Regions from separate parts of the Mus musculus genome. Here region 2 is linked to region 1. The links are chromatin loops, found by intact Hi-C in ENCODE. Cell type or tissue: heart. All regions are shown on one strand. Each heading gives the region's core, and the rest is flanking DNA. Links, peaks and the distances in the headings are about the cores only.

Region 1 (10,815 bases), core at 4,715-7,214:
GCTTTCGGAAGGCCACAGGAAGGAGAAGATGGGGTAAAGACCTTTTAGAGGAATTTTTTAAATTGGAATTTTTTAATCAGAAAAGAGGACACAGACTTTGTTTTGGAGGGGAAATATGGGCTTTAAGTACTCAGGCTAAATTCCACTCCAAGGCAACTCTGCAAGACACACTCCAACAACTCTGGGGCTTCCGTTTGTACCGAGTGTGCTGTGGTGTGTTGCCGAAGACCATGCAGGACGGGTGCGGCTCAAGCCTGGCACTGCTGATCCAACTTGACCTGCAGTTTGCCACTCTGCCTGCCTTGGGAACGGAGGCCGTCGTGCGACCTTGGCTGCAGCCTCAATGTACCGAACTCACCGGTGTCAAAGCCTTCAATTTTAAATATAGTTAAGTATAGCGAAGAAACAGTGTAGCGGAAAGATGGCGGCCACGCTGGGCTGCGACCCAACGCCACAGGGTCTCTGATGAATGTCTGAGGAGGTCCCGACAGTTCATGTCTGTCTGTCTGTCTGTCTGAAGTCCCTCTTTCCAGGGCAGCTCTTGTTAGATGGAAACTTCATACTCTCTTGTTTCCTGTAGGACAGAGCAAAAGAGATGGGTTAAGCCCTGAGTGGCAGAGTGACATCCCAAGGCTTCTAAGGTGTCATACCTCACTGTGTCCCTGGCCTGGGGCTCTACACTGTAGTCTGCTCTGCTCAATCACTGTTACAGGTGTGCGGATGTGCTGTGTCGTCTTCTGGGGTCTGATCTCCCGCAACTCTGTGACCATAGTTGTTGAGCCTTATTTGGCCTGATACGGAGGCTTGGTGAGAAAGTCTGAGCCTTTGCTCGAGTTTAGAGACTTGTCTGCTCACTTCTGTACTGGAGTGACTCAGCACACCTGCTTAAGCCTACCTTTGCCTAGCTACCGCTTATGTAGAATAACTTTATTGGCCCTGTCAGTCACCCCATACTCTCCGTCACCCTTCCCTGCCCCCTAAGCCTTCTCACCTCACCAAAAATCCCCACCTCCTTCCTCAATTCTATATAAACAAAAGACTGATACAATAAAATGAATTCCTTGGCTTTGACTGACTCCCAGCCAGGGTGTGTTCACTATCCAACTCAACCCCAGAGCAACTAGCTGGACCCGGTTGTCTTCTCTCCCCCCCAGGCCTGCCAGCAGAGAGTCATCATCACACAGTGATTGCAAAGATGGAGGATGGGGGAGGCAGAGCTGACATAGTTGGTACTCTGGGAACCCCAACCCTCTGATGCTACTAGCCTCCCATTGCCTCAGGATGTGCTCCGACTCTAAGGTGATCGGAACTTCCCCAGCCGATACAAATCCATCTTTTAAATTCCGTCACCACCAGCTGGACCTTCACCTCAGATCTGAGAATAAAGACCATATAGTTGTGGCTGGTCCCCTTCTCCACTGAGTGGATAAGAGGTGAGGGCCAGGAGCCAATGAAGTCACAGGCTCCCACTTGGAAGTGCCACAGTCACTTCCTGTGAGGCTAACACAGTTAAGGTCACATCGAACACTTTCTGGCAGATGGGAAATACGGTGGGCAGTATGTGAGGAACACCTTCCGAAGGTCAGGTCTGGGTAGGTGGGAGAATAGGGGAGGGGCTTCCAGAAGCATCAAGACAGATGTGGAAAAAGCCAACCTCAGATGACCGGAAGCCCATCCTTAGCTTTAAGGGAACAAAACAGCCTGCCAGAGCAGAGAACTTCTACAACTCGGAAGGGACCCATCAGAGGTCACAGACCCCCGGCCAATCCAATTCTGGCTTATTTTCAAGCTCATTCGTTTCTGTTGGTAAACTGCCTCTTTTTCTGTTACTACCCACAAGTCTCCGTGTCCAAGCAATCACGGTGGTGTGGTGATTCAGGGTGGTGTGAATCCTGGCTGAGCCTTGGTGAACCCGTGGCTTGTGAGCAGAGTGTTCATATAGGGGATAGTTCACACAGGAGGTCAAAGCAGAAAATAGTGGCAGGTCAGTGTGGACAAGGGGCGGATTTGCCTGTTTCCTAATAGCAGGGAAAATGACTTCTCACGACACAATGGCTCGAGGGCAGATCTGTCACACAGCCCTAAGCCTGGAAGCTCCCCATATGAACCTCAGACCTTCTCACAAGCCCTGCTTGCCAGACATCATCTAACTTTCAGCCATGTCTACACCTCAGCTTCATTAACTCTTTCCACCCACCTCAAGGGTCCCCAACCACCATGCAGCAACGGGACCTGATAGCTTTCCGTGGTCCTTCAGGATGATAACTAATCATAACTATGGGCCAGTGTGATTGAGGCTCAGGATTTCAAGTCAAGCATGAACAGCCTTGTCCGAGCCACTTTCATCTCTCTGGCCCTCCATGTCCTCTTGAGTCACAGAGAAGAGTCCCAGGGTCATGTGGCACATCACACACCATTGTTGGTGCTGTGTGCTCTGCCAAGCTATTCCGCTCACAGGATTGTGTGTGATTGTACCTGTAGCAGCTTTATAACCACAACTGCAGTTCCTGGCGATGCTGGAAGCTTCTGAGGGAGCTGAAAGGGTCCCGCTGCCTAGTGTGGACATAGCCAACCTCTGCAGCCCTCTGCAGTGAGCCTGCAGCCAGGCTGAGCCACCTGCAGTGCACAAGCCTGGTACATCCAATGCTGGCTGGCTGGACAAAGCTGGAAGAGTGGGGAGCTCCTGCTGTTGCCACCTGAACATGTTCCCATTGCTCATCCTAGTCACAGAAGGACTTCGAATGCAAGCCGCGGGAGGGCAGCAACCCACCCTTCATCCCTCGCTTAACTCCTGATGCACCCAGAGGCTCCAAAGAGTGAGTGACCTGGCCACCCAGGTTCATGGAAGAGTGCTTTGTGAGGTTTTCCTGACAGGGAGGTCAAGAGGTTCTCCTCCCCCTTCCCCTCTCCCCTCCCCTTCTCCCTCTCTCATCACCTGCTTGATCTGCATCATCTCCTGATGTCCAAAGGAGCCTGCACAGCAAGGTGCAGAAAGAGCCACACTGCTTTTAAGGAGTGGAGCTCAGCTAGACACAAGAGCTGCCCCTGGAAGCTCCAAGCTGGGTTCTAATCACTGATGGCTTGTCCGGGCACTCTGCTCATTCCGGGATTAGGGAGGGCAAGGGGAAGCCCTCCAGGAGGGCAGTAGGACCACTTACCCCAGTCTCGTAGATGGGATTGTCGAACTCAGTCTCCACGGTGATCTGACTGTAGGGGTGGGAGTACATGAGGGGTAGGCGGAGGCTGGAGTATTGTCGGCACCTGCAGGAAAAACAACAGTGATGGAGCTGCACCCCTACCCTGATGCCCCAGGGCTCTGTGAAGGGCATGGGGTGGGTAGACACAGCCCTGAGCTGGTGGGGTCCCACTGAGGGACCTGCAAGTGCTCTTCACCCATGATCCCATAGGGCTGCAGCAAGCTAGCCTTGCCCTCCTTCTCTCTCTCCCTCTCCCCTCCCCCCTCTCTTTGACTTGTGAAGTACTTTATGTGTCTTTCTAACACCGGCCAGTGTCTCCCTGGATGGCACCCCACCACACGCTGTGCTGTGAAAGGCAGGGGTGAGGTCTACAAGGGCCACCCACACACCATTCTGCCAGCCTCCCACATCACTCACTACCACTTTAAAGCCCGCTCAGAAGTGTTACTCAGCGTGGTCTCTTCTACCCACTCCACCGGAGCATGCAACCTCTGCTCCAGGGTTCTTCTGTTTATCGACTATCGGTCCTTGATTTCCTCCTGTGCTTCGGAGATCAGCTACTTTTCCTCACTGGAGTCTGCTTTGCTCACTGCGATGTTCCCAGAGCCCAGAGGCTTCTGGCACATGGCGGTGGCTCTGAAATCGTGAGGAAGATGTGTGTGTGTGTGTGTGTGTGTGTGTGTGTGTGTGTGTGTGTGTGTGACTGTTCTAGACGTGGCTTTTTGTCCTTTGAAGGCAACTTCTGTGACCTTCAGCACCTGGGATCAAGCCCTGGGACACCCCTTACATTTGCTAAGTGAACAGAGGGATGACTGTCCCCAAAAAGTCACCAAGACGCCTTCTGATTCTGACCACAGCCTCTCACGAGGCACACGAGGCCACTGTACCCAAGCGTCAGGCAGAGATGCTGAGGCCCCAGAGGTGAGGTTCACAACGGCACAACCCAGCCTACCTCGTGACGTAGATGTAGGCTCCTCCCAGTAGCAAGGAGATGAGAAGGACCGGAATGAAGATGGCCAGCGCCATGTTCCCACCTTCCAGTGAGGACTCTGCTGCCGCTTCTGCTACTGAGCACACAAGCCACTGAGCTTCTAGTCTCCCATGAGCCCCACCCCCACGGGGAACCTGGCTCTCAAGTGAGTGCCCCTCCCCAGCTGATATCCCACAGCCTTAGACACAGAAGAGCCGTGGAGGAAACAGAGCAGAAGCTGGGTTGTACCCTCGGCTGTGGTGACCCTTTGGTCGCTGAGAACCAATTCGAACCCTGTTCATGCTAAACCCATAGGAAAGCAGAAATCTGGTTAAAAATTCAATCCAGGGAGTCACTTGGACAAAGTTCTACAATCATCTTGCCTCGTTCTCTGGCCACTTCTGTGAATGGCTTGCACCAGGCTGGGGCCCATTCTAGAGCTCGCTTGTGAGATGTGCCCAGGGGTGGCTCGGGGCAGTGTGGACAGCTCTACTGCCCAGCTTCCTGCTGCCCCCAATGCATGTGGCAACTGCAGAGATCCTGGTGGATATTCTGGGGCCTGGGAGCCTTTTCCTAGCAGAGTTGGGATCCTCCTCTCTCACATTGGTTCTAGAAAGCTTGAGCTCCTCTGCAGCCCTCTCTGGCCATGTCTCACAAAGCTCAGCCATCCTCCCATCTGTAACACATTAGCCACTACCTACATGGGTGAAAATGTGGCCTGTGAGCCACAATCAGCCCCTCCTCCCATAAACTGCCTCCACTGGGAATCTTGTCATGGCAAGGAGACATGTGACTAAGATGTGAACGGAAGGAAGGAGTCTCAAAAACGAGAGAATCCTGGCTAGCTGTTGTCACCTGTCCATAGGAACAAGCCACATCCAGGAGGAGAGGCGACTGTGCCAGGGAGCAAAGCCCGAGGTTGTGAGCTGCCTCACATGGGTGCTGGAAACAAAACTGGTCCTCTGCAGAGCAGTGGACTCTCTTAACCGTCTATCTCTCTCTCCAGCCCTAGTAGCTATGTCCGGAGGCCCCGGGAAAACCTATCAACACAGCTGCCTGATGTGCTAGAACTTACAAGATAGAGGAAGACTCACCTTCCAATGCATGTTCAAAACTGTCTTGGTTAACTGAAACAGAAAACAGGAAGCAGTGTCAACTCAGAGGAAGTTCACTGTTTGCACAGACAGGGGGTCGATGGTCCCCAGGAGTGTGGGGTGAGCATGGGGCCAATGGTGTCTTGCAAGGCAGTTCCCCACAGTACCTCCTGCGATGTTGAGAGGAAGGAGATGGGCAAGCATCCGCAGTGTCATGGACTGTGATGGCACATGACACACATTCTGTATCTCGCCAAGAGCCCGTGCATTCCCACCCACTTCTTGCCAATCTCCTACACAGTGATGGTTCATTATCATTATTTTAAAGGAGAGCGAATGGGTTCAGAGAAGTGCAGTGAGACCTCAAAGGTCACACAGTGTCTAAGCTGGGAACTTGGGATTCCAACCTGCGGCACTAGTCTCTCTCGCAGCTCTTAAGGTTTTGTTTTGCGTTTTCAAGACAGCCTCTTGTGCTGGCCTGAACGTTCATCGACAGCCTCTCAATTGCTGTTCTGGTGGGTGTAAGACACCACCTCTAACTATGTAATATCTTCACGGAGTCTTTTATATATTTTTTCCAAGGATGTGTGACTCAAGACCCTGATACTGACTGTATTACATTCACCTCCCATAGTTATTGGCTGGGATCAGTAGTCTATATAAATTATTTTCATAAACTCGTATTTTTTTTTATAACCCTGAAGTTCAAGGTGCTGGGGATGATAATCTATCACCAAAGCCACCTGGTGGCCAAGCACTGAACTGCACCCACCAGGGCACTCCTGGATGCAGAGTGTAGAAGCAAGTGAAGGCTTAAGTGGAAAACTGCACTGAGAGCGGCCAGGCTGTGCAGGGCATTGCATGCATCCTCTGTCAGGCCCCAGGACTCCTGATTAGATTCTGACTAATTGAAGTCACCATTGAGCAGTGATGCCCTCTGCTGAGAAGCTAGCTGGCTTCTCGGCTTCAGAATTAGTGCCCAGATTTATAGGTTGATGTTGTTTCAGAGGGGGCCATGGCTGGGCTTCAGTGGCTCTGTAAGAGCTGGCATGCTCTCTTTGTCCCACTGAGGGATGGCCCTGATGCATTAGCAGGCGGCATGCATCCCCCAGAGGTGCAGAGTCGTGCCTTGAACTCCACAACCCTGAACCAAACAGACTTCTTCATAAAGTATCCATTCTCAGGTATTTTGTTACAGTAACAAAAAGGGATCAAGAATTGGTGAGGTGGCGCACACCTGCAATCCCAGCACTGAGGAGGTAGAAGCAGGAGGATGGGAGTTCAAGGCCAGCCTTGGTTACAAAGGAAGTTCAAGGCTACATGATACCCTGTCTCAAGAAACAAATATATGAACAAATGAAGAAACCAGACTGGCTAGGCGTAGTGGTGCACACCTTTAATCCCAGCACTCGGGAGGCAGAAGCAGGCGGATTTCTGAGTTCGAGGCCAGCCTGGTCTACAAAGTGAGTTCCAGGACAGCCAGGGCTACACAGAGAAACCCTGTCTCGAAAAAAAGAGAAAAGAAATGAAACCAGACTGGACAGGCACCCACTGGATTTGTATTCTGTGACCCCCTCCTCTCCCCAGAGCAAGCTCTCAGTTTCCCCTGGAGATAGCCCTCACCCTGGCTCCTTGGGTCTCTTTCTTTACCTTTACAGATGGGCAGGGGCCCACTCCAATGGGACGGCTGTCCCAGAATGCACCGGATGGTCACTTCGCCCATGAGCTCAAAGCCCTCGTAGCACATGAAGGTGAGGGACTCTCCGGGCAGGTACAGCCGCTTGTACAGGATCTGGTACCCGTTCTCAGGCAGTCCTGGGTTGTCACACGCCAGGGACTCCTCAGCTGAAATGAAGCCAGACATGGCTCTGAGATAGTCCCAGGCTCTGGGTGACATAGCCCCACCCGGCGGCATCCTCTCTCTAGAACCCCACCCTGTGCCCAGATGGTTCCCGCTCTGTCTCCCATCTCTGGATACAGATGACACGTGGGTACCACAGAGCGAATAGGGTTGTAGAATCTGGGCAAAATTAAATAAAATCTAGGTTCTATCATTTGTTAGCTGTGCCATCTCTAGAAAGTATTAGACCTTTTCTGGTCTTCAGTTTTTCTCCCTAGCAAATGCGAATATGGCTGCAGGACTCCACAAGGGCTTGGGTGTAAGAGACGGAGAATGTCTTCGCCCCTTGGAGGGCGCTCAGTAAGGGAGGGATGGTGGTAGCGATGGATTATCGATTAAAAAGACGGTCCACTCCTCCAGAGCTCTTCTGGTGTGTTCCGATCTAGCCTTGTCACGCACTTCTCCAGGAATCCTTCCCCGACGCCATCTGCCACGAACTGTCTAGTGTTTCCTCCCTCCCTCCAGCAGTGCCCACGCAGTAAAACCCGTTATCCGGGTCAATTGTCTGTGAAGCCAAAAAGCCAAGGGGCTGCAACCAATAGGCTCACGCTTCCCCCTGATGGCTGCGCTCGGGTACTGCAGACGCCAAGTACGGGCAGAGGCCGATTTAAAGGTGGGTGAGCCATTTGCCAGGAAGCAAACCCCTCAGACATGTACAAGATTTTAAACTGTGGCAAAATCCTCATAAAGTTTACCGACTAGCTGTGAACAGCCGACCTCTAGGACTCGGTGCCCCATGCTGGGGCCACTAGCGTTAAGGCCCATCTCCCCTCCTCCAGTTTCCGGACTCGGTGAACTCGAGGAAGGTAAAGAAAGATGTGACTGTACTCTGGGAGAACTGCTTATTTCCTCTCACACCAGATCCTCAAGGCTCCTGCCTTGTATCATAAGCATCTCTGCTTTCTTGTTTGTTTGTTTGTTTGTTTTGACGCGGGGTTTCTCTGTGTAGCCCTTGACTGTCCCGGAACTCACTCCATAGACCAGGCTGGACTGGAACGCAGAGATCTGCCTGCCTCTGCTTCCTGAGTGCTAGGATTAACGACGTGTGCTTCCCTGGGCCTGGCTAGGGCTGGACTTCTGTTTTTTAAGGCTGAATAGTATTCCGTGGATGAGCAGACCATGATGCCCTGTGTCCAAATTTCACATGTTAGATTAATGTAAACAGTATTGATGTCACCGTGGGGGTGCAAATCCTGCTGAGTCCCACTTCTGGTTCTTTGGGGTAGACACCTAGAAAAACCACCACCGGGTCCCAGAGCAGACCCTGTTTTGATTTTTGAGGGCCTGTATACAGTCTTGAACGTCGGTACCATCTGTTTCCCTGCTGGTTCCCCACGCTTATTCCTACTAACGATGTGCACAGGTTCTGGCATCTCCCTATTACATAGAGCTCCACCTGTGGGCCCTCACGCTGGTTTGAGAATAGCGGTGGCTTTTGGCGTCCCCTCCTATGCCAGCTAGTTCAGAAGAGCTTTGTCATCAGCTTTAGGCATACCCAGGTGAACAGGAGAGAAGGGCCCGGAGGAGAGCCCGTGACCTAGGCGTCCCTGTCTTCCATCTGTTTTCCTGGTGTAACCCTGCTGGTTCAGGACTCAGGGGAAGTGGCCTGCCTAGACCCAGAGGAACTGGAGGGTTTGACAACTGCTCCCAACTGTCCCCCAGGGCCACCTCCCCTGTGACTGTGCCTGCCTACAGTAAACACCAGTGCCTTGTCAAGCAAGGGGCTCCCTCTGCCTGCCCTCTCCCCTCCTTCCCTGACCTGTCTCCTCTCTCCTTGCTTCCTCTATACCCTCTCTCTTCTCTCCTTTTCTCCCTACCCTCTCCCTCCCTTCCCTTCCCTCTCTCATCTCTCCCTCTCTGCCTGCCCTCTCCCTTCCCTCCCTTCCCTCTCTCATCTCTCCCTCTCTGCCTGCCCTCTCCCTTCCCTCCCTTCCCTCTCTCATCTCTCCCTCTCTGCCTGCCCTCTCTCCTCCCTCCCTGACCTGTCTCCTCTCTTTCTACCCTGTCTCCTCTCTCCTTGTCTCTTTTCTTCTCTCTCCCTTTCTGCATTACCACTCTCCTTTTATGGCAGACAAGCTCTGGGACCGTCCCCCGAGTATGGCCAGGCTCTTGAGACTCACTGAAGGCCTTCTTCTTCTCCCTTCCCTCCTTGTCCAGGCCCCACCACAAGGACCCCAGACTCGTGACTTACATACGGCCAGGGTCTCAAATGGTGTTGCCTCTTATTTTGTAAAATGCACCTAAGGACTCCTTGCTGACCCAGTTCTGTCCCCGGGGATTTCAATGCCCCCCCCCCCGCCCCCTTGCAAAGAAGCTTCTGAAATGTCCCCAGCAGCATGAGAGAGGTGGTGGTGTGTGTTCTCTCTGATGTCCCTCCTTCCCGGAACTCAGTCTTATACTGTGTTCATTTCAGCATTCTAGTGCCCAGCCCAGGGTTTGGTTCACAGGCAACTGTTATTCAGTCACCTAACCTATCTCGCTAACGTGCCACGATGTGCCAGCGTGCTAGAACGGGGAGTGTCGGGGTTTGAATGTGAAATGTCCCCAGCAGGCTCGTATGACTGAACACTTGTTGCCAGGCTGGGAAAGTGGTAGAACCTTTAAGAGGTGAAGCCTCCCTGGAAGGCATGTGTCTTGGAGGCGGGCCTTGGAGGTTTTATACCTCTCTCCATTTCCTGTTCACGCTCTGCTTCCTGAGTGCAGACGCAGTGTGCCCCCACCTCCGCCTCCCCCTCCCCTCGCCATGCCGGACTGAAGTGCATCGCTGTAAGCTGGAATCAACCACGTTCCTCTGGAGATTGCTTCTAGGTGTCACTTTGTCCCAACAGTTCACGGAAGTAAATAAAACAAATCTAAGCTTGCCCATCCCCCCCTCCCTGGGACTGAGGCTGGAGAGCCACAGCAGAACAAGGTGTAGATGAGGCCCCAGTGGCTCTGAGGTGTCAGGAGTCAGGGCCTGTCATGCCACAGGCTGGATCTCTGCTTCTTTGGCTAGGCTGGGGGTCAGATGGCAGTGACCTGCTGGGGCGGTGAAGCCCTATGCTTAGCTGCAGTTCTCTAAGCCCTATTGTCTATTGCAGTTCTCTAAGCCAATGCTTGCCCAGCTCTGTAGGTGGTCCAGAGTCTTAGTTTCCCAGAGAGAAAATGAATGAATGGATAAAGGTGTATCCACAACAGCTGTCAGTGCCGGGAGGAATGGGGGCTTTCATGAGGACCGGGTGGATTGGTGGACACTGATTCCCACCCTTGACACTGGAGTGATTGTCTTTAAACCCAAACAAAAGCCTTGAGGAGAACTTAAAGCCCCCATTTCTCCCTCTCCCCCATACTCGACATGTAGCCTGCCCAGAGGTCAGCTGCCAGAAAGGGACCTTCCAGGCCACCACACAGTTGGAGATGCATCTCAAATGATAGAGGCAGGACCCATACCAATTTTCTAGAGTCTTGCTCCCCTGTGGGACCTGCAGAGGAACTGGGGTGGCTCACTCAGTGTCCTGTCCTTGAGATCCAGTATACTCCGTGTTCTCATGAGTCCACAGACACACAAGTGGGAGGGAGGCTTGATACAAATGGTGGGTGCAGGCGACAGATGCAGCCTCTTGTGCTGGAGAGCCTCCGTCTGTGAGAGGATGCCTTCACAGGAGTGGCAGGGGT
Region 2 (11,137 bases), core at 3,147-5,646, 210 kb before region 1:
AGCTCCTTGCCCCCACCCACCCATGCCAGACCCCACTCAAATTCCTGAAACCCTGGAACCCACCGCTGCCCCCATAAGAGCAGCCCCAGAGGTAGGCAGAGGGTTCAGTCCCAGCCCAGTAGAGAGGGGGCAGAGGATTTGTGTGATGCTGCCATCTGCTGGCCACTCCTGTGAACTGCAGCCAGCACGTAGCGACTCCCCAACAGGCCACCCAAGGAAGAGACCTACAGATTTCCTGCTCCACTTCGGAAAATAGTGACTTTCAAGAGCGTGGCTTTATATCTCTCTGTGGGACCCTTTTATTACCCATGTCCCAAGTCAGTTTCTCATCTCTATCTCATTTAAAGCACCCGGCACCGGACTGTGAGCCCCACACAGGTGTCACCTCTGTAGTGTGAGCCCAGCACCCTGGTTAACATAGGACAGTGTCAGCCACATCGTGTGGGATCTATGAGTGGTCCATTGAGTCCCGGGCATGTGGAAGTAGCCGGTAGGAAGGGGACCCGAATATCTTTCTTAGCTTTATTCTGTTTATCTCCAGACGGGGGAAAAAACTTGAAAACAACAGTAACACACACACACACACACACACACACACACACACACACACACACACACACACACACGCACATGCGCATGCATTGTTCCTCCTAAGGTTAAATAAAGCCCCTCATTATTGCTGGGAAGGAGGAGCTGGTCACATGACCCACAGCCAATGTATGCTCTATCCTGTCTCTACTCTCTCAGTTCAGGCTCCAAACACAAGGAGCAACACAGCCGCCTTGAGGCTGGGCCTTGCCACATTAGTTAATGGAGTCCGACAGATCCCCCAGACTCGCTCGGCCACAGGCCAGCCTGATCTACACAATCCCTTCCCAGGTGACTACACTGTATCTCCTTGACAAACCTTTAATCAGAGACCCAGAGTGAGGGATCCCACCTGACTAGATTTGAGAGCTGCTGCGGCACTGGGTGTGTCTGTGGGGGCTCTCACCTGAGAGACCCACGATTCACTGGACTCGGGGTGTGAACTCATGGTTTAAAACTGGGCTCATGGTGTGAAAATGGACTTGTGGTGTGAAATCATGGTGTGAACTAGACTCCTGGTGTGAACTGGACTTGCAGCATGAGCCAGACTTGCAGTGTAAACTGGACTCGTGGTGTGCAATCATGGTGTGAACTCATAGCGTGGACTGAACTCACAGTGTGAACCAGACTTGTGCTGTGAACTGGGCTCATGGTGTGAACTGGGTTTGTGGTGTGAAACTGGACCCGTGGTGAGAATTCATGGTGTGAACCAGACCTGCTGCATGAACTGGGCTTGAAACATGAACGGGACTCATGGTGTGAACTGGACTTGTGCAGTGAACTGGACCCGTGGTGTGAAACTGGACTCGTGGCATGAAACAGGACTTGTGGTGTGGATTGGACTCGTGGTATGAAACTAAACTACTTGTGTGAACTCACGGTATGAACTGGACTCACAGTGTAAAACAGACTCATGGCATGAGCTAGACTTGTGGTGTAAACTGAGCCTGTGGTGTGAACACCCAACTAGGGGCCTGAAACTTCCCTGCCTGGTGGGGAGGTGGATGACCCAGGACTGTGCCCAACCTTGCCTCTTTCTGTTATCATCCTGCTCTGTTTCCCGTCTACTCTGAGGTGAACACACACGCCAGCCGCCATGATATTCTGCCCAAGTAGCCAACTAATGACAGCCTGAACCATCTTAGTCAGACAAGTTTCTGCCTCCATGTGCTCTCTGACGGGCAATTTGTCACAGTGAGAAACAAGTCATGACTACGGGTGGATTGGCCAAGCAGATTGTCTTCAGTGTTGAGCTGAGGGTCTCGTACACCAGGGGGAAGAGGGCCCAGTTGGACCTCTGCTGTTGCCCCCTTGCCTGGTCTCATGTTGTTGCCCATCTCCCCAGGACTGCATGACAGATCTCAAAGGAACCACCCTAAATTCCTGTGGCAGCTGTTTCCTCTTGGCCTCTTCCAGGAAGCCCTGCTTCATGGTCCATCCTGCCCCACAGTGCCTGAGCCTCCGCTCCACCGTCTGGTGGGGCATGGTAAGAGCTCAGCTCACCTTAGCAAGAACCCTAGCAAATCTTCACATCTCCCACACTGACTTACACCGTGGTCCCCATCATTCGGAGCAGATGGCAGCTCAAAGAGAGCCAGCTCTCCTTCAGACACGGCACGGAACTGGACATGCCCAGACTCGAACTGGTTCCTGGGTTGACTCTACCCAAACCCTGATTCCAAACTTCTCAAAACACCCAAGCAGACGATTCACTCTGGTTGCCTAGAACCTTGTTCTGAAAAAAAGATCTCAAAGACACACCTATGTTCCCAAAGAGAGATGGGTGATCCACGTTTTGAGACGGGGACTCTTTTTTTTTTTTTTTTTTTTTTTTTTTTTTTTTTTTTTTTTATGAGACAGGGTTTCTCTGTGTATCCCTGGCTGTCCTGGAACTCACTCTGTAGACCAGGCTGGCCTCGAACTCAGAAATCTGCCTGCCTCTACCTCCCAAGTGCTGGGATTAAAGGCGTGTGCCACCATGCCTGGCTCGAGACAGGGACTCTTGACAGCTGAAGCTTAGCTGGGCCAGGCTGGCTGGTTAGTGCCCTCCAGCAGTCTGCCTACCTCTACCTCCAATGTGCTGGGATGGCAAACACATACCATATCTAACTTTTTACGTGACTCACTGCTGGGATCTGAGCTCAGGTCCTCATGCTTGAATGGCAAGCACTTTACTCACTGAGATGTCCCCTTGCCATCATAACTTTTAGAAGCTCTATTTTCTGCACTGGAGAAGGGGGCTACACCCCAGGATGCACACGTGGAGAGGTCAGAGGTCAGCCTTTCATGAGCTATTCTCCCTTCTGTGGGTTTTAGGGATCAAACATGCCATCAGACTTGCCCGCTTGCCATCAGACTTGCAGTGAGCCTTTTTGCCAGCTGAGCCATCTTGCCCCAATCTTGGCTCACCAGCAACTCAGCTCGCCCAGCAACAGAAATCCCACTGATTGATCCTCCCCCCATGACAACCCTCTCCCTTATAAACCAGTCACTCTCCAGTGTGTGTCGGTTTTAATATTGAAATGGCATCTTACACAGAGGCAGCTACAAGCATGAAAACCAAAAGAGCCCGTAATTGTGGCTGGACCCATGGAAGTATCTACATCTTTTAATCTACATCAGGTTTCTAGGGCCCCACGCTCAGTCTCTCCCAGCAGGAACAACATGGAACAGACAACTTTGCTGAGATGGTTATAAAACAATGGGTTCCCTAGACAGATTCCAGAGTGGACAGGACCAGGCTTTCCTCGCTGTCTCCAGCCCCACCCTCGGGGAGGAGCCACCGAGGCTCCTCCCTCCAAGCAGGCTATGAGCTCTTCAGACAAGAGGCCAGTCCCGCTCGCACAGTGTCCTGCTCAAACAAGCCTAAAGTTGAATGGAATTAGGGGGCAGGGGCAGCCCAGATGCAGGCGATTAGAACGAGCCTCAGGGACTCCGTTTTCTCGAGTTATAGCCTCTCTTTTCTCTACCGTCTCTCTCACTCTCTCATGCACACACACACACACACACACACACCATCACCACCATCACTGCCAACACCACCTATCTCCAGATCTTCTGGAGGAGGTGCACACCACCGGGGCCTGTGTTAAGTTTCAAGTTCCTCGTTGTCCCCTCAGTCCCTTACTTTCCGGGGATTTCTCACGATCCCCAGTGAAGGGTGGCACACTATGAACCCCCGCTCCTCTCCAGATGGACCGAAGTGTCTTCCCAGCTACCAGAAGTTCTGGTGGTTTCTATAATGTGGCCAGCGCACAAGGCAAGCTCCTCCCTGCCCCACCTGGGCTGACTCGACCAAGGCAGCCTGAGAACTCTGGCCCTGCCTGCCACCTTCTCTCTCAGATCATATGATGCTAGCTAGACTGGCTGACTGGCAGGCAGGCAGACCCCAGAGATCTGTCTCTATTGTGCAACTGCTGGGGTTACAATTACAGACTATATCTGGTATCCCAAGGAATGAAGTCTGTCTTTTACAGCCAATGAGGCCTGGGGCTTGTCACATATTGAGCTTCTCACTTTATACACCTCCCCATGAATCTTCCAGACTCTTGTTTGGTTGCTCTCTAACCCTAAATCGAGCGTGACTTGTTCCAGCCATGCCCTCCCTGCCTGTCAAGGTTTAGCTGGCATGATCCCCCTTCAGCGAGCCCTCCCTGCCTACCTCGTCTTAGCTCTCCTGATCCCTGCCCCCTTCAGTATCCAGGGCCCACCACACATAATTACAGCCACCAGGGACCAGCTACTGTCCCAAACTGGGACGCTGTCAGGCCTTTTGTGATCAGGCTTCTGCTCAGTTTCCGGAGCAAAGTCCCCTGTGCAGCCTTTCTCAGGGCATTGTTGGTGAAATGTGGAAGATTGGCCATGAGAGGGCAGCAGCGAGTACGTACAAGCCGTACCTGGAGGTAAACCCACGTTCCTACGGGGTCTCTCCATTTCCTCCGTGGCTCAGGTCCCTCCGTAGACTCTCTGGCATCTCTACAGTCAGTCCTAAGCCCGTGGGTAAGCAGTTCTCACAGCACCAACAGATCAGGCAGCCTGTCCTTGAACCTCCAGCCTTCTAAGCTCTGGCTTCCAGATCACTCTGTGAAACATGCTCTCTTCTCTTGCCCACTTCAATCTGGTGTCACCCTCAGCTCCACAAGGGTCCTATGGCCTCATGGCTTTCTGCCGCTGCTTCCAGAGGACTTCCCCTTGCCTTAAGGGTTCCTAACTCCCTGCCAGCCACACTCCCTGCCCTCTGCACACCTACCCTGTGTAAAAGATCTGCCTTAGAAGACTTGAAGGTAAAGGTCGAACTATTTTACTCTAGGGTGTAAGCGATGGAGAATGTATTTCTATCTGGAGTTTGACGTTGTCATAGGGCCAAAACTCCGTAAGTCTCCTAAACAAAGACTCAAGGGAGGCCATGACCTTGTGCTCAATGAGTCCATAGGTAACAAATTGGGCCCACCAGACAGGTGTCTTAGGCTCCTATATGAGCTAAGAACTGCTTGCAAGAACTGACGCTGTAGTTTACAGGAGCTAACGGCCAATGTAGATTGTAAGGCTATATTGGATGGAGCCAGTGGCCACACCCATGGAAGGTTAGCTGTAAGTCTGGTCCCACCAAAATGCTCAGTAGACAGTATCCTTTCTTCTGGGCTGAGCCACACCCCAGCCCGGTTAGCACTTTGATTGACATTTGGAAGTTCTGACCCAGACCGGTCACGTGTCTACTCTCACTAGCTACATCCTCCCCATAGCAACCAAGCTCAGCACCTCCGCCCATCCCTCGCCAGCCACGCCGCCATCATCCAAGCCGTTAGTGGTAACAGGGAGAGGAGTATGAGACCTGTTAGTCAGAGAGAAATCCACAGCCATTCATTTCTGCCGGAAGGAACAGACCAGAAAGGCAAACATTAGTCCAGAGGAAAGGGTGGTTGGTTTAAAGGAGCCTGGAGCCCCGCGGGTGGGCGGGGCTGGCTGCTAGTGGTCAGCCCCTGGGGCAGCCAGGGAAAGGCAGGGATTAGCTGGGGGAGAGCTAGAGTTAGTGCAAAAGAGCCAGAGGTTAGCCCAGAGAGGCCATGAGCCTACTGGAGGTGAGGCATGAAATCACCCCCAGGTGTGGCCCTGGCTTAGCAGCTGGCGGGCTCTGGGGGAGGCTGGCTGGGGCAGGGGCATGGATATAAACCGAACAAGGAGCTGGGGTGACTTCCCATCCGCCTGTGGGCTTCTAAGATTCACTTCCTGGCACCCATTTGCCCCTCCCATAAGCCCTAAGGGCCCGTAGAGACGCTTCCCGACTGTGCATCAGGACAACTGGCAGCCTGTCCTCTCTAAGTGTGGAGAGAGTGTTTCTAAACACTTCCTGAGGGAAAAAAATATCCTCACACCTACTTCCTGTGTGAAAAATGATCCCAAATAGACTTCCAGTTTGAGATTTCCGCCTCTCTCAGTGGGAAAGGCCTGGCTAGTTGACCGCCTATTTGGAGAACCTTCTTACTGGTCATCGGCCATCTCTTCTCAGGCTGAGAGAAAGGCCCTCTTACAAACTTCCTGATGCCCTCTCTCCTCGGGCTTCTCTGCGCTGTGGTGTTTCAGGGAAATGGCCCCTCACATGTTTCCTGCTTAGGAAACATGTTTATAGCTCCCAGGTAGGGCTTTGGGTTCAGACACACACTTTGAGCTCCTGTACAAGATGGCCAGCCCCTGATGTTCCTACCCCTCTCTCCCTGCCCTAAATCACAGAGGGCCCCAGCTAGGTAGGGCCCAGAATTGCCAATTCTAGAGCCACGGGCACCACAATGGTTCCCACGAGGTCCCCTGGTCCCATCCACTCCTGGTGGCAACCAGACTTGTGCACAGAGGAGAGAGGTCATGCTCGGAGCCCAGCGTCCCACGTCCACAGGACAGCCTCCTCCTCCTCCTCCTCTGGGCGTCACTAAATACGGCTGTCCCCTGCCTCAGATCTGGCCTGGACAGCCTGGGGACATCTGCTTGCCAAAAGGAGGGACCAGCCCCCAGGAAGCCCAGAGCTCGGCAGGGCTGGGTTAGTAAGAAGAGAAACCAGTTAGTAGGGCCGGGTTAGTAGCACAGCATCAGCAGACACACACAGGAGCCACTAGAGAGAAGAAGGCAGCGGGGTGGCCGTTAGTTAAGGGGCAGCAGGGTGCAGAGTGGGGTGCCCCGGGGTTAGACAATTAGTAATCAAAAGAGCTGCCTATGGGAGAGAAAGCTGGCAAGAGGGGAGAAAGGGAAGAGACGTTAAAGGACTCAAAGCACATGTCTGCCCCAGGTAGAAGGGTCTGTGTGCAGAACACCCGAGATCAGAGAATGGGCGTACCACCGAGTCCCCCGAGGCCCGCCCTCAGCGTGTCTTATTCCATTTTGAAGTCCCTGCCATGCGGCAACACCTCGGTCACCTCACCACGGGCATCAAGGGAAGTAGAAGGGTCCCGTTCCGCCAGCAGGGAGCGGCAGAGTTGGTGAGTCTCTTAGCATACCCTGTCCCGCAGGATGGGTCTGCACATAGATCCCAGCCCCCAGGCAGGGCCTTCCTGAGCCTTGTCCGCGTCCCAGCCTCTGGGAAGGCCCCTGGCCTGCAGAGTTAGTAGGGTTTGGCTGCTGCGGGGTTAGTAGGACATGCTCGGGCCAGGTTAGTGGATTAGTCGGTTGACAGAAGGCCAGGCATCTCGTCGCGTGCCACAGCGTCCTGGCCGAGCCCTGGGTTGGTTAGTAGGTTAATCACACCATGCAGCCTTCCCCTTTCAACCCCCCTCCGGCCCTCTGCCTCCCCACCACAGGCCTCCTGTCCCCACCAGCGTGGGCATGGGGCCTGACCTGGGCAGGGGGTCTGCCTCTATATCCCATCAACACCCACCGTAGGAACCCCATACTGGAAGCCCAGAGCTTCCGTTTCTAGGCTGTGGGTCTTGGAGCTCCACAGACACTTCAGATCTGCTAAAAATGTACCCAGCTTGTCCTCAGTGCAAACCCCCTGCCTGGTTGTGGCCAGCCTCTTCCCAGAAGGATCTCCTCATATGCTTGTGCGTGTGCGCACCAGCACACACACACACACACACACACCAGCATCTCACTACCAACCCCAACCCCCCAGAGCTGCTGCCCTTGAAAATGAACATCTCTTCCATCACCAACTCCCGGGTCTCTGGCTGCTCCCACCACTGGCCTCCTCTACAAAGAAAGAACTGCAAGGAACCTAGCCTGAGTCCTAAAGCAAAGTTTGGACTCCCCTAAGCCCCACCCCTCCAGCTTCTCTTTCCTCCCAGGCGACAATAGGACACCTGAGCGCACTTCTAAAGCCTAATGCTGTCTCCCAGCATTCTATATGTTTGGTAAGAAAATAATTCTGTAGCCAGCAAAGACAGATAATATCTCATCCTTCCGTCCCAGCCTGAGTGTCTGAGGTGCCCATTAGCACTTTGAGGCTCTGAAAAGTCCTACCCTGTATTTGACCTATTTGAATTTTGCTTTAATTTCTTTCCAAAAGCACTCAGTCAAGCCATACCTTTCTCATCCTCCAACGTCCCAGTGGGGGTCAGCCTGACTAGGAAGTCACTTCCTCCCTCGTGCCAGAGCTGGCCTCTCTTGACTGCCTATTGTCTAATTCTTCCTGGACACAGCTTCTCTCTGATGACTACAAAGTTGTAAATGTCTGAGGTGTGGTTGCATAGCACCTGTATTTCCCAAGATGGCTACACAAATAAAAGAACCATGGTGGGATCCATGGTCTAGCAGGAAACAAGGTTCATCTCCTTCTGGAAAACATGGTAAGCTACAACAGAAACCAAAGGTGGCCACTGCTCCAGACTGGTCAGCAAGGCAGACCTGAGTGGCCCAGCCAGAAATGCCTCTGGATCAGACTGTATCCAACCCAGATGAACCCTCACCTAAACTCCCTACACTCCCACTGAACAGAACTGTATGGTGCATCTGCTGAGTGCCCAGCACTGAGTCAGGCACAGGTCTGCCTGAGAGCTGCCTAGGCCACCAAGAGAGCATATGGTCCACATGACATGTGGAAATCAAAGCTGGTAGAGACAAGGGGGCTTGTAGAGGGTACCCTGAGACCTGAGCTGGCTCTGTACTGGCTGCAGCCACCGTGTATGTCCCTAAGACAACTGGCACAATGCCAGCAACCCTGTACCCATCTTATGTTTGTCTGTTCCTTCCTATGTGAGGAACTCTGAAGGGGAGACTAGCTGCTCATGTCTGTGAGACCACCCTGTCAGAGTCCCCCCCTCCCCCGAGAGGCACAGGCTGAATCTCTAGGCCCTCTGTGAAGGCACAGAGAGACAAGACCACCGAGCTCAGATGAGGTCATTCGTAAGCCTGGGTCCTGAAATGGCAAGGCTGTCATGGACAAATCCCTGGAGCCTCGCTCACTCACTCTGGACACAGAGAAAGACCCCGTGAAGACATAAGCTACCGCTGGCACCTTGGTCTTGTTTTGCCAGCCTCAAGTCCTGTGGTGTGAGTCTCTGGGGCTGAGCACCACAGGCCAGGACGCAGAATAAGCAACTGCCCCACCCCTACCCCAGTCAAGGGATTCCTGTTTCTAGACTGTCCCAAGGAAGGCCATACAGTGCTCCGTTGCTGGTTGTAGACCCTCCTCCAGGGCTATGACAAGAGGCGAAGAACGGACAGGTTATACTGGGCACTGGGCCCTGAGGAGGGAGTATGTGCCAGCCTCTGTCCCTCTGCAGCTATGCAATATGGATTGGGGTACAGGCTGGGCACTCCCATGTCCTGGGCAAAGCCTTTGTAACTGACTGGGTGCAGCCCATTCTCCAGTGACTAGAGGAAGCTGGGGCTATGGTTCTGCCTGTGAACCTCCCTACTAGGTCTCCTTATCTTAGACTGCCCCCTTTCTCTTTCCAAGGTTCCTTCCTGTGCTGAATAGCACAGGGGCTAGCCAGGCTCCTCCCAGACCAGGACTGGCTGGCTGTCCTCTTCCCACAACCAGCAGGGAGCTAAGCCTCACCCCAGGAAACACCCAAACAGACTCATCACTCAAGCAGCAAACAGACAAAAAAAGAAAAGGAATGGAAACGGAAAAAAGAAAGAAAGAAAGAAAAACAGACAAAGACAGACATTGGACTCCTCCCCATCAGCTCCTCCTCTGAGCCTATAGAGTCCCTGCCCTACCCACAGGTCCTTTGAGACACCACCCTGTGGCCAGGAGGGGGCCTAGCTCCACCCCATTTCCAGAGACTGGAGGATTCCAGTCCACATGGGATGAAAAGAGGCCTCCGGTGCCCCCCCCCATTCTAAGCTGCAGCCTCCCCCCAACCCCCTGGAGCTGTCCATGAAAGACAGGGTGACTCCTAAGTAGTACATCTTCCAGGAATGGCTCTTCTTCGGGGGGTGGAGGGTCCATCTCAGGTACTGGGAAGGATAGGGTCTTCAGGGAGACAGGTTGCTCCCCAGTTCCAGGAGGTCAGAATCCAAGGGATCTCCAGGGCTCCAAGACAGATCAGGGTCTGGAGATGTGCAGAGCTGTCTGGGAGAGGCACAAGGAAAGAAGGTGAGGGCGCCCCAGATGCCCTTAGTCTATGTCCTGGGCTCCCAACATACAAACATACACATGGGGCAGGAAGCACAGCTTGGGACACAAATCTGTCAGAATAAATTTAGACAGGAAGTGGTAAAGGAACCAAGAGGCGGGGTTCACTCAAAAGATCAGCACAAAGCCAATGTCAGGTGGCCCAGAGTGACCGCAAGAGGCCAGCGTCCGAGAAGGGGTGGAGTGGACTCAGGAGGAGTCCCCAGTGGCTTCAGCTGAGACCCTGTGTACACACACCCCCACCCCACACACAGACACGGCACCCCACAGGACCGAGAGCTCACCCGCTTGCTGAGCTGTAGTGATGCATTGTCGTACTTGAAGATCACAGAGGGTGGGCCATCTCTCTGGCGTTCACCCCTGGACACCCAGCAGTACCACCTTAAAGATCAGGTTCATATCTGTGTGAGATGACGACCCCTTCCCCTGAGAGCCTCCACTGGAGGGGGTTCAGATTGTTCTTATACTCCCTTACTGACGCCATGCACAGCAAACCTTCTGCTTCAGGTCCCCTCCCACCCCACCCCCCAGGGCTCCTCAGAGACAGAAGGGCTCTGGTCATGGGAGGGAATATGAGACAGAGGACCAACCACCCTCCTAAAAGGAAGCATACTTCTCACCCTTACCTGACATCATTACATCATCGACATCATGGAAGGCCTAGCTCCTAGCTCCTCCTCCACACAGACATCACTGGATGACTCTGGAAGACAGAAGAGCTACCCCCCCCCACACACACACACACACAAGATGCACCCCAGGAGATGACCTTGCACAAGCCCTGCCTTGGCTCAGGAGCCATTTGCCTCCTCCTCCTCCTCCTCTGTCACCTAGAGCATTGTGGGTTCTTGTGTGACCCAGAAAAACTCAAAGTAAACTGGGCAGATAGGGGACAACAGGGTGAGCAGTGCTGACAGAGGGGGATCTAGAACTCTAAGCTTAGAACTGTCCCGGCTGCTGGAAGCCTGTGCCTCTCTCTGATCC

Evidence for each region. Peaks named below come from ENCODE experiments on the same cell type or tissue, not always from the same donor. Only the 100,000 strongest peaks of a DNase experiment are listed, where the experiment ranks them.
Region 2: it touches region 1 in a loop (12-fold over the local background); 11 of 42 quality-filtered maps call a loop at or near these places.

What each region holds. Positions count from the first base shown.
Region 1 is chr5:112,421,465-112,432,279 of GRCm38, forward strand. Sez6l (seizure related 6 homolog like) reads right to left here. Exons shown (of 17, transcript NM_001253916.1): 13 at 6,912-7,106; 14 at 5,262-5,294; 15 at 4,150-4,261; 16 at 3,159-3,261; 17 at 1-574. The coding sequence ends at 545. Among named protein-coding and RNA genes, the nearest start is that of Gm6588, 23 kb to the right of the region's middle. In heart, for the core only: a CTCF peak has its summit at 6,010 (motif pointing left); no DNase peak of the experiment used is centred there; H3K27me3 peaks cover 2,271 bases.
Region 2 is chr5:112,210,146-112,221,282 of GRCm38, forward strand. It overlaps Miat (myocardial infarction associated transcript (non-protein coding)), which reads right to left. Exons shown (of 7, transcript NR_033657.1): 5 at 10,780-11,137; 6 at 10,438-10,534; 7 at 3,083-10,090. Among named protein-coding and RNA genes, the nearest start is that of 1700028D13Rik, 9.0 kb to the left of the region's middle. In heart, for the core only: a CTCF peak has its summit at 4,452 (motif pointing right); a DNase peak (open chromatin) is centred at 4,416; H3K4me3 peaks cover 677 bases; H3K27ac peaks cover 950 bases; H3K27me3 peaks cover 1,165 bases.